Linked DNA regions of Homo sapiens: region 2 is linked to region 1. The links are chromatin contacts, found by Hi-C or POLR2A ChIA-PET in ENCODE. All regions are on one chromosome and are shown on one strand. The core of a region is the stretch at or near the end of the contact, and the rest is flanking DNA. Distances in the headings are between cores, read along the strand shown. Region 1 overlaps SLC25A26 (solute carrier family 25 member 26). Region 2 overlaps LOC105377144 (a long non-coding RNA gene).

The links. A loop is a pair of places that touch in the nucleus more often than their neighbours do. ChIA-PET counts read pairs that join two places held with the same protein, here RNA polymerase II (POLR2A). Pooled maps may share reads with other maps.
Region 2: a pooled map shows a loop between it and region 1 (4-fold over the local background). The contact joins two enhancer-like sites. A Hi-C loop is called at or near these places in 1 of 168 maps with a recorded cell type or tissue (CD4-positive, alpha-beta memory T cell), 1 of 37 single-sample maps with no recorded cell type and 12 of 50 pooled maps. POLR2A ChIA-PET finds 5 or more read pairs at or near these places in 1 of 52 experiments (activated T-cell).

The regions. Positions count from the first base shown.
Region 1 is chr3:66,374,968-66,381,898 of GRCh38, reverse strand. It overlaps SLC25A26 (solute carrier family 25 member 26), which reads right to left. Exons shown (of 10, transcript NM_001379210.1): 10 at 2,976-4,209. The coding sequence ends at 4,092. LRIG1 (leucine rich repeats and immunoglobulin like domains 1) reads left to right here. Exons shown (of 19, transcript NM_015541.3): 17 at 268-420; 18 at 1,038-1,322; 19 at 1,410-3,102. The coding sequence ends at 1,636. Among named protein-coding and RNA genes, the nearest start is that of LRIG1, 120 kb to the left of the region's middle. Within about 2 kb of position 3,443, at least 3 of the 41 ENCODE cell types and tissues checked have a DNase peak (open chromatin) inside an H3K27ac peak, as active enhancers do.
Region 2 is chr3:66,819,831-66,826,761 of GRCh38, reverse strand. All of the region lies in intron 2 of LOC105377144 (a long non-coding RNA gene), which reads left to right. Among named protein-coding and RNA genes, the nearest start is that of KBTBD8, 180 kb to the left of the region's middle. Within about 2 kb of position 4,326, at least 3 of the 41 ENCODE cell types and tissues checked have a DNase peak (open chromatin) inside an H3K27ac peak, as active enhancers do.

The DNA of each region.
Region 1 (6,931 bases), core at 2,194-4,693:
ATGAGGTACTTCCAACGGTGGGGGCCTCTGAGCACTTGCCTGAGACTGTAGAGGCTCACCCTGAGACAGCTGCTCATTTCACAAGGCCAGCCTGCCTGCTGGGAAGTAGTAGCAGAAAACACGCTGCTTGCCAGACCAGCAGCCCCACCGCTCTGAAGAACTTTTTAAAAAAAATGACTGTTCTAGCGGCCTTGCTCATTCCTTTCATAAGGCTTACTGTGAAATACCAAGCCCAGAGTTTCTAATCGTGTTGGAATCCACTTGCAGGTGTGTGTCCAAGAGATGCAAGCCACTTTCCAGAGCCCGACACTCACAGCGTTGCCTGCAGGCAGCCAAAGCTCTGTGCTGGGTCTGCGTATCACAAAGAGCCGTGGAAAGCGATGGAGAAAGCTGAAGGGACACCTGGGCCACATAAGATGGGTATGAGATGCTTCCCATTGGAAGTAGTTTCTTTCTGAAATGGAAATTTGGGCTGACCTAGTCACTACATCAAAGGGGGAGACACATTCCTAGTCCACAGCTGTCTCCAAATTTGGTATTCAGTATATACAGGGGAAGCTCAGGCCTGGCTCTCTTAATTCCAGGATAGTTTCTCCTAAATAAATCTACGCCATGGTAAGCCTGAGCATGAATTTTCTAGATGTATAAGCAACTTAAATAAGGGGCAAGGCACAAACGAAGTATAGAGTTTCAGTCAGCACTTTTTCACCAGGGCTATTTTGAGGCTTATTTCTAATTGTTGAAAAGACCCAACACTGCATGGTACCTAAGGCTAATGGCTTTTCCCCCGTGAAGCAGTAAGACTACATTGTCTATGAAATTCACTGTAAACACGAAAGACCCCACAGTTCATGAGTGACTTGGTGTTTGCCCAGTCCTTTCTCTGGGGACATAGTTGGGGAAAAGAGGAAGCATGCATACAGTGTTTGCAGTCAGGGTTCTCACCTTGCACAGTGGAGCTGAGCAGCCTGTCCTCTGTGTGGGGACGAAGACTCCCACAGCAGTGACTCTAACCCATCTTTGGCGCTGTCCTTCAGAACACGGTGGCCGGGTCGTATGCAGTGACTGCAACACCGAAGTGGACTGTTACTCCAGGGGACAAGCCTTCCACCCCCAGCCTGTGTCCAGAGACAGCGCACAGCCAAGTGCGCCAAATGGCCCGGAGCCGGGTGGGAGTGACCAAGAGCATTCTCCACATCACCAGTGCAGCAGGACTGCCGCTGGGTCCTGCCCCGAGTGCCAAGGGTCGCTCTACCCCAGTAACCACGATAGAATGCTGACGGCTGTGAAGAAAAAGCCAATGGCATCTCTAGATGGGAAAGGTAACTTTTGACTGTCTTCTAACAGGTGGGTTGGGAGCTGCTTAAACGGTCAAGTGGGGGTCTGACAGGTTCGTTCTTTCCTTGTAGGGGATTCTTCCTGGACTTTAGCAAGGTTGTATCACCCGGACTCCACAGAGCTACAGCCTGCATCTTCATTAACTTCAGGCAGTCCAGAGCGCGCGGAAGCCCAGTACTTGCTTGTTTCCAATGGCCACCTCCCCAAAGCATGTGACGCCAGTCCCGAGTCCACGCCACTGACAGGACAGCTCCCCGGGAAACAGAGGGTGCCACTGCTGTTGGCACCAAAAAGCTAGGTTTTGTCTACCTCAGTTCTTGTCATACCAATCTCTACGGGAAAGAGAGGTAGGAGAGGCTGCGAGGAAGCTTGGGTTCAAGCGTCACTCATCTGTACATAGTTGTAACTCCCATGTGGAGTATCAGTCGCTCACAGGACTTGGATCTGAAGCACAGTAAACGCAAGAGGGGATTTGTGTACAAAAGGCAAAAAAAGTATTTGATATCATTGTACATAAGAGTTTTCAGAGATTTCATATATATCTTTTACAGAGGCTATTTTAATCTTTAGTGCATGGTTAACAGAAAAAAATTATACAATTTTGACAATATTATTTTTCGTATCAGGTTGCTGTTTAATTTTGGAGGGGGTGGGGAAATAGTTCTGGTGCCTTAACGCATGGCTGGAATTTATAGAGGCTACAACCACATTTGTTCACAGGAGTTTTTGGTGCGGGGTGGGAAGGATGGAAGGCCTTGGATTTATATTGCACTTCATAGACCCCTAGGCTGCTGTGCGGTGGGACTCCACATGCGCCGGAAGGAGCTTCAGGTGAGCACTGCTCATGTGTGGATGCCCCTGCAACAGGCTTCCCTGTCTGTAGAGCCAGGGGTGCAAGTGCCATCCACACTTGCAGTGAATGGCTTTTCCTTTTAGGTTTAAGTCCTGTCTGTCTGTAAGGCGTAGAATCTGTCCGTCTGTAAGGCGTAGAATGAGGGTTGTTAATCCATCACAAGCAAAAGGTCAGAACAGTTAAACACTGCCTTTCCTCCTCCTCTTATTTTATGATAAAAGCAAATGTGGCCTTCTCAGTATCATTCGATTGCTATTTGAGACTTTTAAATTAAGGTAAAGGCTGCTGGTGTTGGTACCTGTGGATTTTTCTATACTGATGTTTTCGTTTTGCCAATATAATGAGTATTACATTGGCCTTGGGGGACAGAAAGGAGGAAGTTCTGACTTTTCAGGGCTACCTTATTTCTACTAAGGACCCAGAGCAGGCCTGTCCATGCCATTCCTTCGCACAGATGAAACTGAGCTGGGACTGGAAAGGACAGCCCTTGACCTGGGTTCTGGGTATAATTTGCACTTTTGAGACTGGTAGCTAACCATCTTATGAGTGCCAATGTGTCATTTAGTAAAACTTAAATAGAAACAAGGTCCTTCAAATGTTCCTTTGGCCAAAAGCTGAAGGGAGTTACTGAGAAAATAGTTAACAATTACTGTCAGGTGTCATCACTGTTCAAAAGGTAAGCACATTTAGAATTTTGTTCTTGACAGTTAACTGACTAATCTTACTTCCACAAAATATGTGAATTTGCTGCTTCTGAGAGGCAATGTGAAAGAGGGAGTATTACTTTTATGTACAAAGTTATTTATTTATAGAAATTTTGGTACAGTGTACATTGAAAACCATGTAAAATATTGAAGTGTCTAACAAATGGCATTGAAGTGTCTTTAATAAAGGTTCATTTATAAATGTCAGTATAGTTGGTGGTCCTTCTTTTACAAACGCAGTCATTCTGCCTTTAATTATCTTCCCCCAAAAAAGAAAAAAAAAATAGGCGAAGCAAAATCACATACTGTTTGTTTGCTCCAGGGCAGACAACACTGCTAGATTCCTGACATTTTGTTTTGAATTTTTCTACACCTGGAGCTTGTTAGTCAAGGTCTAAAATCCCTAAGTGTGGTGACCTTTCCATTTCATCCTGCCTTTTCAAAGCTGGCCCAGGCCCTCCTTTCAGTCTGACATGAGAATGGCGAGAATGGCTCACCCACCGTGCCCTCCTGCACGAAGCCAGCTGGGCCCACCTAGTCACTTGAGTTGCAGCTGCTTTCTCTCACACACCACAGGGGGCGCTGGACACATCTCTGTAAAATAATACAATTGTGCGTTTTTATGGGTGAAATCTGAGGGTAATTAAAACCAGCAGCCTAGTTACCCAGAAAGAGTGCTTGCTATGCACCTGTAGTTCAATCTTTCTTTCTTTTTCAACAAAGCCTACCCTTACACAACAGGAATTAACTAGGGGGAGAAACACCCACATACACAACTCTTCCCCAAGTCTCCTTTTCCCAAACAAACAAACAAGCTATTCTTTTAGAATTATAACCATCTTGCCTTCTGCTGAATCCACCATCAGGTGGCAGGAAATGAAAGATCAGATACAGATCAAATGAAAGCTCTAAAAGGCCTGGCCTCAGCATTACCAAACTTATTTATTAAGAGGTTCTGAGGAAATTGTTCAGAGTACCGCCACAGACCCCGTTTTCTTCTCTTAGCTCTCTGGCATACAGGCCAATGACTTCATACCAGCCAGCCTATACCACGGATGGCACAATCTCCATGCCGGTATCTTAGCACAACTGGTCTTCAGCACTGGGGCCTATAGTTCAGACAGCTGCTCAGCGGAAGAGGGTTTGCACTGCAGGCCCCTCTCTTGACAGAAGTGGAGGTGAGGCTTGTCTCTGCTTCAAGGACTCTTTCTGCCAACTTCCAACAGCAAGCTGTGCGTTCGGTCATAAGCCCCCAGAAAGATGAAACCTCCCAGACTGATGGCTGCCATTCGAGGGAAGACACCTGCAAATAATCTAGGGGAAAAAACAGGATTTTTAATGTTGTGCGTATTTTAAAAAAAGGTTAAATTCCAATACCCACAGCTTGCTCAGCTCAATACACCATGCTCATTAGTGGCTAACTACCAAACAGCTTGTGAACGCTCCCAAATAAGGCAAGTAATAGCTGTGTCCCAACAGTAGTTCTAAAACTTTCATGCCATTTTTCCCTTTGAAACATGAAATTGATTTTTTTTAAAAAGGTGTTAAAGAGCTGAATCCTAGGTAAGGCTGGAAGGCACTTCCAGCCCACACCTCTAAAGTGATCTCCAGGGGTTGCTCAGTGAAGAGATTTTTGGGCAATGCTGCCGCTCCACCCACTGACTCAGTTGCATTTTGTCCTTCGAGACCCCAAAACATGACGTCACGACAACGAGTTGAACCTCCATGGATTCCCTGTGTTCCTTTTCTGTCTAAAGGCATGAAAGGCAAATGGGCTGTGGCTGTGAAGGGGGCAGCATGCCTCCACCTGCACAGTCCCCTTGGTATCACAGAAGGTGCTGCTAACCAGCCAAGGTGCAATGTAGAATAATCAGAGCAATGCAAAGTAAAACTACAATGCCACGAGGATACAAATTGGGGATTCATTCTTTAAAACTGCCCCCCCTCCCCATACCTACTCAGATATTTGTTCAAAAATTTTCATTGTGGCATTGCTGATGGTGATATAAGTTATGGCACAGTATAAACATACAGTGGATGATTATGTAGCTGATAAAGATGAGGAAATCTACAGATGCCAACATAAAAAAATTACAAAACAGGTTTAAAAAACTAAGTCCAAGGACTATGATTCCATATCTAAAAGGCAAGCCAGGGATGTGTCTTAAGCCCTAAACTGAATGCCTGCTGCCTGTGGATTATAGGACACATTCCTGGCCCACGCTTCCATAACCTTTGAACCTTTTCACCAAGAGTACAGGCATGACTCAGAGATATTTCAAGTTTGGTCCCAGGCCAAGTTTGGCCACCATAATAGTGAATATTGCAATAAAGCAAGCCATTCAAATTTCTTCGTTTCCCAGGGCACAGAAAAGTTATGTTTCTACTACAGTCTATTAAGTATGCAGTAGCAATTATGTCTAAAAATTGTACATACCTTAATTTTAAAATGCTTTATTGCTAAAAAATGCTCATGAGCATCTGAGCCTGCAGTAAATTGTAATCTTCTGGCTGATAGAGGGTCTTGCTTTGAATGATGGCTGCTAACTGACCAGGGTAGTGGCTGCTGAAGGTTGGAGTGGCTGTGGAAATTTCTAAAAATAGTAATTGTTGCATTGATGGACTCTTCTTTTCATGAAAGATTTCTCTGTAGCACACAATACATTTTGCCCACAGTAGGACCTCTTTCAAAATTGGAGTCAACCGTCTCAACTCTGCCACTGTTTTCTCAACTAAATTGATGAAATATTCTAAATCGTTTATTGTAATTTCAACAGTGTTCACCGTATCTTCACCAGGAGTAGATTCATCTCAATAGATCACTTTCTTTGCTCACCCATAAGAACCAACTCCTCATCCGTTCAAGTTTGATCATGAGATTGTGGCAATTCTTTACATCTTCAGGCTCCACTTCTGACTACGGTGGTCTTGCCATTTCCAGTACATCTAGTATGTGTTTCCCTCCACTAGTCAGCCATGAGGATTGGAATCAACTTCTTCCAAAGTCCCAGCATGGTCAATATTTTGACCTCCTATGAAGCCACTAATGTTCTTACTGGTATCTAGAATGGTGACTCCTTTCTAGAAGGCTTCCAATTTACTTTGCCCACATCTAGCAAAGGAATCACTGTTGATGCAGCTGTAGCCTTATGAAATTTAATAAAACCTGAAAGTTAAAGTAACTCCTTGATCCACAGGCTAAGGAATGGATGTTGATAGTAGGCATGAGAACAACATTCATCTCCAGCAGAACTCCAGGGTGACCAGGTACACTGTCAATGAGCGGAAATATTTTAAAAGGAATCTTTTCCTCTGAGCACTAGGTCCCAGCAGTGGGCTTAAAATATTCAAGAAAGCATGCTGTAAAGAGATGTGCTGTCGCTCAGGCTTTGTTGTTCCATTTCTACAGCAGAGGCAGAGTCGATTTAGCACCATTCTTAAAGGCTCTAGGATTTTCAGAAGAGTCAATGAGCATTGGCTTCAACTTAAAGATACCAGCTGCATTAGCCCCTAACAAGAGAGTCAGCCAGTCCTTTGAAGCTTTGAGGCCAGGCATTGATGTCTCCTCTCTAGCTAGGAAAGTCCTAGATGGCATCTTCTTCTAATCGAAGGCTGTTTCATCTACCCTGAAAATCTGTTGTTTAGTGTTAGTGCCTTCATCGATGATCTTAGCTAGATCTGGGTAACTTGCTGCAGCTTCTCCATCAGCACTTGCCACTTCACCTTACACTTCTGTGTTACAGAGATGACTTCTTTCCTTAAACTTCATGAATCAACCTCTCCTAACTTCAAACCCTGCAGCTTCCTCACCTCTCTCAGCCTTCAGGGAAGAGAGTTAATGCCTTGCTCTGGATTAGGTTTTGGCTTAAGGGGATGTTGTGGCCGGTCTGATCTTCTATCCAGACCAAACTTTCTTCGTATGTGCAATGAGGCTGTTACACTTATCATTTGTGTATTCACTGGATAGCACTTTTCATTTCCTTCAAGAACTTTTCCTTTGCATTTACAATTTGGTTAACTGTCACAAGAGGCCTAG
Region 2 (6,931 bases), core at 3,077-5,576, 440 kb before region 1:
ACGAGAGAATGAGAGACAAGCAAAAGGGGATTCCCCTTATAAAACCATCAGATCTCGTGAGACTTATTCACTACCCTGAGAACAGTATGGGAGGTTCCATACCGATTCAATTATCAGTATGGAATTAGCCCCCACGATTCAATTATCTCCCACTAGGTCCCTCCCACAATATGTGGGAATTATGGGAGTAACAATTCAAGATGAGATTTGGGTAGGGGCACAGCCAAACCATATCAGGCCCCTTTAACAGAGCATCACAAAAATGAAAAAGTCATTCTTTTCTCCTTCCCCCAGGCTCATGCACAATTTTTGTGCATGGAGAGCTCAATGTGGCTCTCTCGGCAGGGAGCTGCAGTTTTTGACACATCAGAAGGAGTGCTTCCTTCCTTGAGAAACAGACCAAGTTCTTTATAGTGCCTGGAGGCCGGGCAGCCACCACCTGCAAAGAGCTCCCTGCTCAGTAGAGCAAAGACTGGTGCTTGAAGCCTCTCAGATACCATGGGGTAAACTTGTTCCCACAGATACTTGTGGGGAGGACTCTGTGGGAAGGTGGACATCTTGTATGTGCACAGGCACAGGTAGGGGTCAGGGATTGGGTTGTTTCATTGCAAAATAAGAAGTTGACTTTAGGATGACAAGACCTTGATAGCCAGTAAGTTTGGGCTTTAAGGACCTCCTCCTTTGGGATATCTTGGGCATGTCTATGTGGATTGGGAAACTAGCGTTTTAGAATAAATGTTCTGAGAGAGGAACTACAGACTCTGGTTATAAAAATTGAATAATCTCAGTTGTAAGATGGACTTTGAAGGTGATTTCATTCAAATCTGTTATTTTACAGATGAGGAAACTGATGCAAAAAAGGAAGGATGGAAGGTCATTTAGTTAGGGGAAGGAATAATTGCTTTTTCCTCAAAACCATAGTATTAAGTGATGGTTCTATTTCAGTGAATCCTGCCATGGCCCTGACATTTCAAGCTGGGCTCTGAGCCTGGTGGTAGACCACTGTGCAGCATATAGAGCAGCCAATGCGATTAATACAAAGTCCATGACTGGGGAAAGAGCCTTGTTGCCCTGGAGATATCTAAGCCCACAGTCATTGATCTCCAGAGCAAGGCACCTACTCCAGGCATAGTGGGAAACACCACCCTTCAACCCTAAGTCCAGAGTTCTGCTAGAAAAGCTGCTTGTGACTGCAGTGCCAGTCAATTGGCCCCAAGAGGTGTCCTGGGAAGTCAATGCCTCTGGTAACACACTAAGCTGTCCACTATTAGAAGCCTCTGGGCCCCTGGGCCCCTGGGTTATGTTAGCACAAGAATATACTTCTCTTTCCTTTCCCATGTGAGCCGCACCGTGGCAGTGAGTTGGCGTGAAACAAACCCTTGGCAGCCATCTGCAAGGGGTAAAAAAGACTTCAGCTAATCACACTTGCAGATAAAAAGTCCAACTCCTCCCTGATCCCAGGGGAATCTTCAAAAAGGCCCCTGCTTGGGCCAGGCACAGTGGCTCACGCCTATAATTTCAGCACTTCGGGAGGCCTAGGTGGGCAGATCACTTGAGGTCAGGAGTTTGAGACCAGCCTGGCCAACATGGTGAAACCCTGTCTCTACTAAAATTATAAAAATTAGCCAGGCATGGTGGCACATGCCTGTAATCCTAGCTACTGGGGAGGCTGAGGCAGGAGAATCACTTGAACATGGGAGGTTGCAGTGAGCCAAGATCGTGCCACCACACTCCAGCCTGGGCAACAGAGTGAGATTCCATCTAAAAAGAAAAAAACAAAAAAAAAACGGAAGGCCCTTGCTCGGCCTATTCTGGGAAGAGTCCTCCAGCAGACCCAGAGAGAAATTGTGTGGGGGGTTCTCTTAAGCATTTCCGTACTAAACTACTCATGGCTTTGTTGCAGGCCTCTGCAGAAATTCAAAATCATACGAATTTGAAGAACAGACATCGTAAGGTTCACAGGAGGATAAGCACACAGAGAGGGTCAGTTGGGGTCTAGGCATCACAGACCCACTCCACCAGCTTTTTTTTTTTTTTAAGAGACTAGTCTCACTCTGCCGCCCAGGCTTGACTGCAGTGGCATGATTATGGTTCACTGTAACCTTGAACTCCTGGTCTCAAGCGATCCTCCCACGTCAGCTTCCTGAGTTGCTGGAATTACGGGCACATGCTGCCACACCTGGCTCCCCCATCCCCTCTTCTACCAGTTCTCCACCTGCGCAAACTGGGTCTTCTTTAACTCTCATTTTTTTAAGACAGAATACTTGTCCAGTAATCCATTTATCCATTCACTATTTATTTAGTGAGTCCCAGACACTGTGCTAAACATCAGGGATGCAACCATGACATGACATATGTTCCTGTCCGCAATGAGCCTGCAGTGTGCTGGAGATCTCGATGACTGCACCACAGGTAACAAATGCTGGGATTGGCATCAGTAGAGAATGACAGGATAATGCACTGGAAGAGCACCTAACCCAGTCTTGGAGGGTCAGGAAGGGCATCTTAGAATAAGTGATTTTTTAACCAGGATCTTAAGAGTAATCCAGTCACTTGTCAAAGGTGAAGGTACAAGGGTGATATAAGATGGTGGAATTGCACATAGAGGAAACGGTTTGTAAACTAAAGCTCAGAGGCGAGAAAGGATTTCTAGTTCATCCAGAAATCTGAAAGATTAAGATGATTTAGATTAATGAAAAGAAAATAACATAGAGATGGGAGTCCCAGGTCCACGGCTCTGGGACTGGCACAGTGATGTACTAGCAGTGTGACCTTACACAAGTCACTTCTCTTGGGGCCTCAATTTCCTCATCTGTAATACAAAGGGATTGGCCTAGGAGACAGTGGAGAGTAGAGGAACATAAAGCCCCCACCTCATGTCCCTGGCACAAAGATTCTTGAGGGACTTGTGTTGGAGGGGCAAGGCCGGTCACCTTGGTCTCCGTCTTTAGAACTACTTCATGTTCCTGCAGTCATGTGGGAAGGAGGGCACCAGGGAGGCCGTGGAAACTTTCCCAGGACCTGGGCCACTGAAGTCGCCACCGAGTTCTATTATCAGAAGGAGACATTTGTACAGTCCTCGCTCTTTGATAGTCTGTGTCTAAAATGTTTTGTTAAGCCTGGAAAAAGGCAAATACTTACGTGTGATTAGATGGCATGCTGAAAGAACTTTCAATGTTTAATGAATGGAAAGCAAATATTGATTGGAACTTTTAAAATGGTGTATAGCATAAAAAACAATGTTTACTAAGGCACTTACACTTGTCCTGCACATAGTAGGTGCTTAGTAATGATCTTGATTTAAATAAACGTATAATACACCTAGTAACCCTGATACTAGATGTTTGTTACATAGGACTTGTTACTATTTGATTTCCAAAAAAAAAAAAAAAAAAAAAAAAAAAAGCCACCTAGTTTTAGGGCAAGTTCCCAATGTATTAACTTAAGCTCATGGGATGTTTTTCTCCATGTAAATTTCTTCTGACTTGAAACAGTACCCATGGCAGTGGCCAAACAAATGTCAGTCAAGGCAAAGCCATATCGTCACATCACAACATGTTGTAATCAAGGTCACAGACCAAACTCATGCTTTATCTCTCAACTGCTAAGGTCTTTGTGCTGCTGAGAACAACTGTTACAAATACTGGAAGATATTGCTTAAAGGCAAACAGAATGAGTACTTGGAGGAGTTGGCCCCATAAATGATATATTTCATAACTGATTCCACTTTTAAAGGAAGCTGCTTCTGTTGTTAAATACCCATAAGATAGGTGCCCCCTGCATAGCTATAACCTATAGTCTTTTAAACTATACATAAGAACCATTTAAAATACTTTGGTAGGTAAGACTGCATTAACAGAAACAAAGAGGTTAATTTGGGAAGGTTATACTTTGGTTTCACGAAAACACGTCAAGCTGTTCAGCCCACATTACACCTGGTGCAGACATCACACCGTAATCACACAGGCCATGCGTCATTTCATCTCTGCTCACCCAAAACAAGAGATGTCGCCAGTGAAAAATATTTTCTAGGTGGGAGATGTTCAGGTAAGGATTTCAGAGGCAAGAGAATTTAAAAGCAGCTAGTGTGAACTTTTTCTCAAAAAACCCTAAAAATTAGAGAAGGCCATATGCGGTCTTTGGAACAGACACATAACTGGAATGTCGCCACCCCTTTCTTGAGTTTGAGAGGCACCAATATGCATTCCCAGACCATGTGTTTTCAAGCACCCTTACTTGTCTAAGGGCCACCTAGGAGACAGCTGATAACAGCTCCAGAAATCACCACAAGGGGGAGCATTGACCTGGCGAGTCAGGTGGAGTCTATAGTCTGGACTTTTAGGGCACCTCATGAAGCCAACTTGCAACATTCACAGGTTCAGCCATTACCCAAGCTGGAAGCCAGCCCTGTAACACTTAGTCCGTGTGAGCTGAACATCTACCACCTTTTAGGATCCCAACCAAACTCTTATCCTACAAGTCACCCCAGGGGTCTGGAAGCTTCTCAAGCAAAATGTTTTCTTTACTCCCTGTTCTGAACATTGGGAGTGTGCTGCGTAAACCTCCCGAGAAAGCTCAATTCAAATGTCTGCAATCCTTCTTAGAAAGGGGAGGATCTGTCTTTTGGGCCCTGCGGGTAATTCCTCTTCCTAATGCTGACCACGGGGACTCCCCAAGAACATTTCCACTTCAGCAAGAATGTTGAACAATTTGCGTAACCTTTCCCAGGTACCTGCTATAACCCATTCTAGAAATCTAAATAGAAAACTCTATTTTTCCATCTAGTGTCCATGCAAGGATGGTGCATTTCTGCCAAAAATAAGTTTGGGGTCTGGCGTGTTATCTCCAGTTGATTCTTACAAATGACTGACCAAAGAAAGTGAAAGAGAAAAGAAAACAATTCGTGGAAAACTCATAAATAACTGTTTGTCCCCCTCCCCCAAAGCTCTGTAAATGTAAAGAACACAACATATATGGAAAATACACCCAAATTTAATGTGCAGTTTGCTTGCCATGTAACTGTTCATACATATTTTGCCACCTAAAGAAAACTGTGCAGCTTCTAATTGTTTTGTTCCATTTTGTTTTGTTTGACACGGAATTTCACTCTTATTGCCCAGGCTGGAGTACAATGGCTCAATCTCGGCTCACTGCAACCTCCGCATCCCGGGTTCAAGTGATTCTCCTGCCTGAGTCTCCCAAGTAGCTGGGATTACAGGCATGTGCCACTATGCACAGCTAATTTTTGTATTTTTAGTAGAGATGGGGTTTCTCCATGTTGGTCAGGCTGGTCTCGAACTCCCAACCTCAGGTGATCCTCCCACCTCGGCTTCCCAAAGTGCTGGGATTACAGGTGTGAGCCACCGTGCCTGGCCTCTAATTGTTATTGTGACATATTTTCTTCTGGCTTTACAATTTATTTTTGTAACTGAGGCCTTAGACCCTAGGTGCTAAGACGGTGCAGGTCATTTTTGTGTAGAAAGTTACACTAATGTTGACAATTCACTTGCACTTGACAATTCACTTTTTGGCCAAAGAGGAAATAAAAAGAAAGTATATTGGTGTGCAATATACTAGCTTTGGAAAATGAGAACAGTTTAAGGATCTGGTTAGAATTTACAGGTCTCCCAACCTAAAACTCACTGTTATTCCTATTATTGCAGTTTCATTGGAGCAGAAAATTTAACCCAATGACCAGGAAACTGAAGAGACTCCGTAGCCTGAGAAGGGAATTATTCAAAGGAAAAAGGTCCTAACTTACGTGTTGAAACTCTGTTCAAAACTTCTAAGGGAAAGAATAGGCCATATAGGAACATTCCTGATATTGGTCATTTGTATTTCTGAAACTCTTCACAGTAAACCATCTCGGCGTACGTTGTTACTTTGAATTTTCACAGCAACCCTGAGAAACTGGCTTGAGGGCAGTTATTATTCTTTACAAATAAGGAAATTCTAGATGTCAGGCTCACAGTCACCCAAATAACTGGCAGAATCAGCCCTCAAGTCCAGACCTTCTGAATTTGAAAGTTCACTGCTTTTTTTTGTATTCTTGCTGCTACTTTCTAAGAAGCAGAAAACAGGCTCATTTGATTGTGAGACCTTTCAAGGTAACTATACTTGCAGGCAAATAGTGTCTTCACAATAAAGCTGCCTACTTCTTTGCAAGAGATTTCACAAAAAAAGGGCTTTTTCTACTCATGCTTACTGTCAGTGGTGAGACATAAAACTGAAAATGTCTTAAAGGACTAAGTTAGCATTTTGATGCTGTGAGCCTTTTAAATACCCCATTGTCTCTGAAGAGAAGGACAATCAGCCTTTGTACTGCCAGGGCATTTTTCATCCATCCCGGATCCCTGGAAGGCCCCATTCCTCAGAAGGGCTGTTGTCTTTTTCCTGCCACAACATCAGTGCAACATATCTCACATTTAAGACGGCAGCCTACTCAGTCCCCATTCATAGATTCCTCTGGAAATTAATGTCTGCTACCTCCACCCCCTCAAAAAGAAAAAAAAAAAAAAAAGCTCTGGCTTTGTCAAAAGAGTTATTGGAAATAGAACTTGTGAAAAACCCTTACTATGCAATGGGAACTCAGACAATAATGTTTTGTAACAGTTCTGTTTGATGTGTACTGACGGGAATTAATCATTTTAGTTAACAGAATTGCTCTTTGTTATGTAAACTTTGTAAAGTCCACCTCATATGACCTCTTGCATTTGGGGAATCCAGTGTTCAAAACTGTCATCTTTCTGTGGACAGCAGTATTCCTGTGGCAACTTATGGGACTACATTACTACTTGAATTCAAAATCTGTCCCGCTGCTGTGTTGGATGCCAAGCTAAGCAAAGATGAAAATACGGTAAAATATGTACACACACAAGTCCCATTCCCCAAGAATTGATTAAGTGGAATGAGTATTTGTTTTCCCATTTCA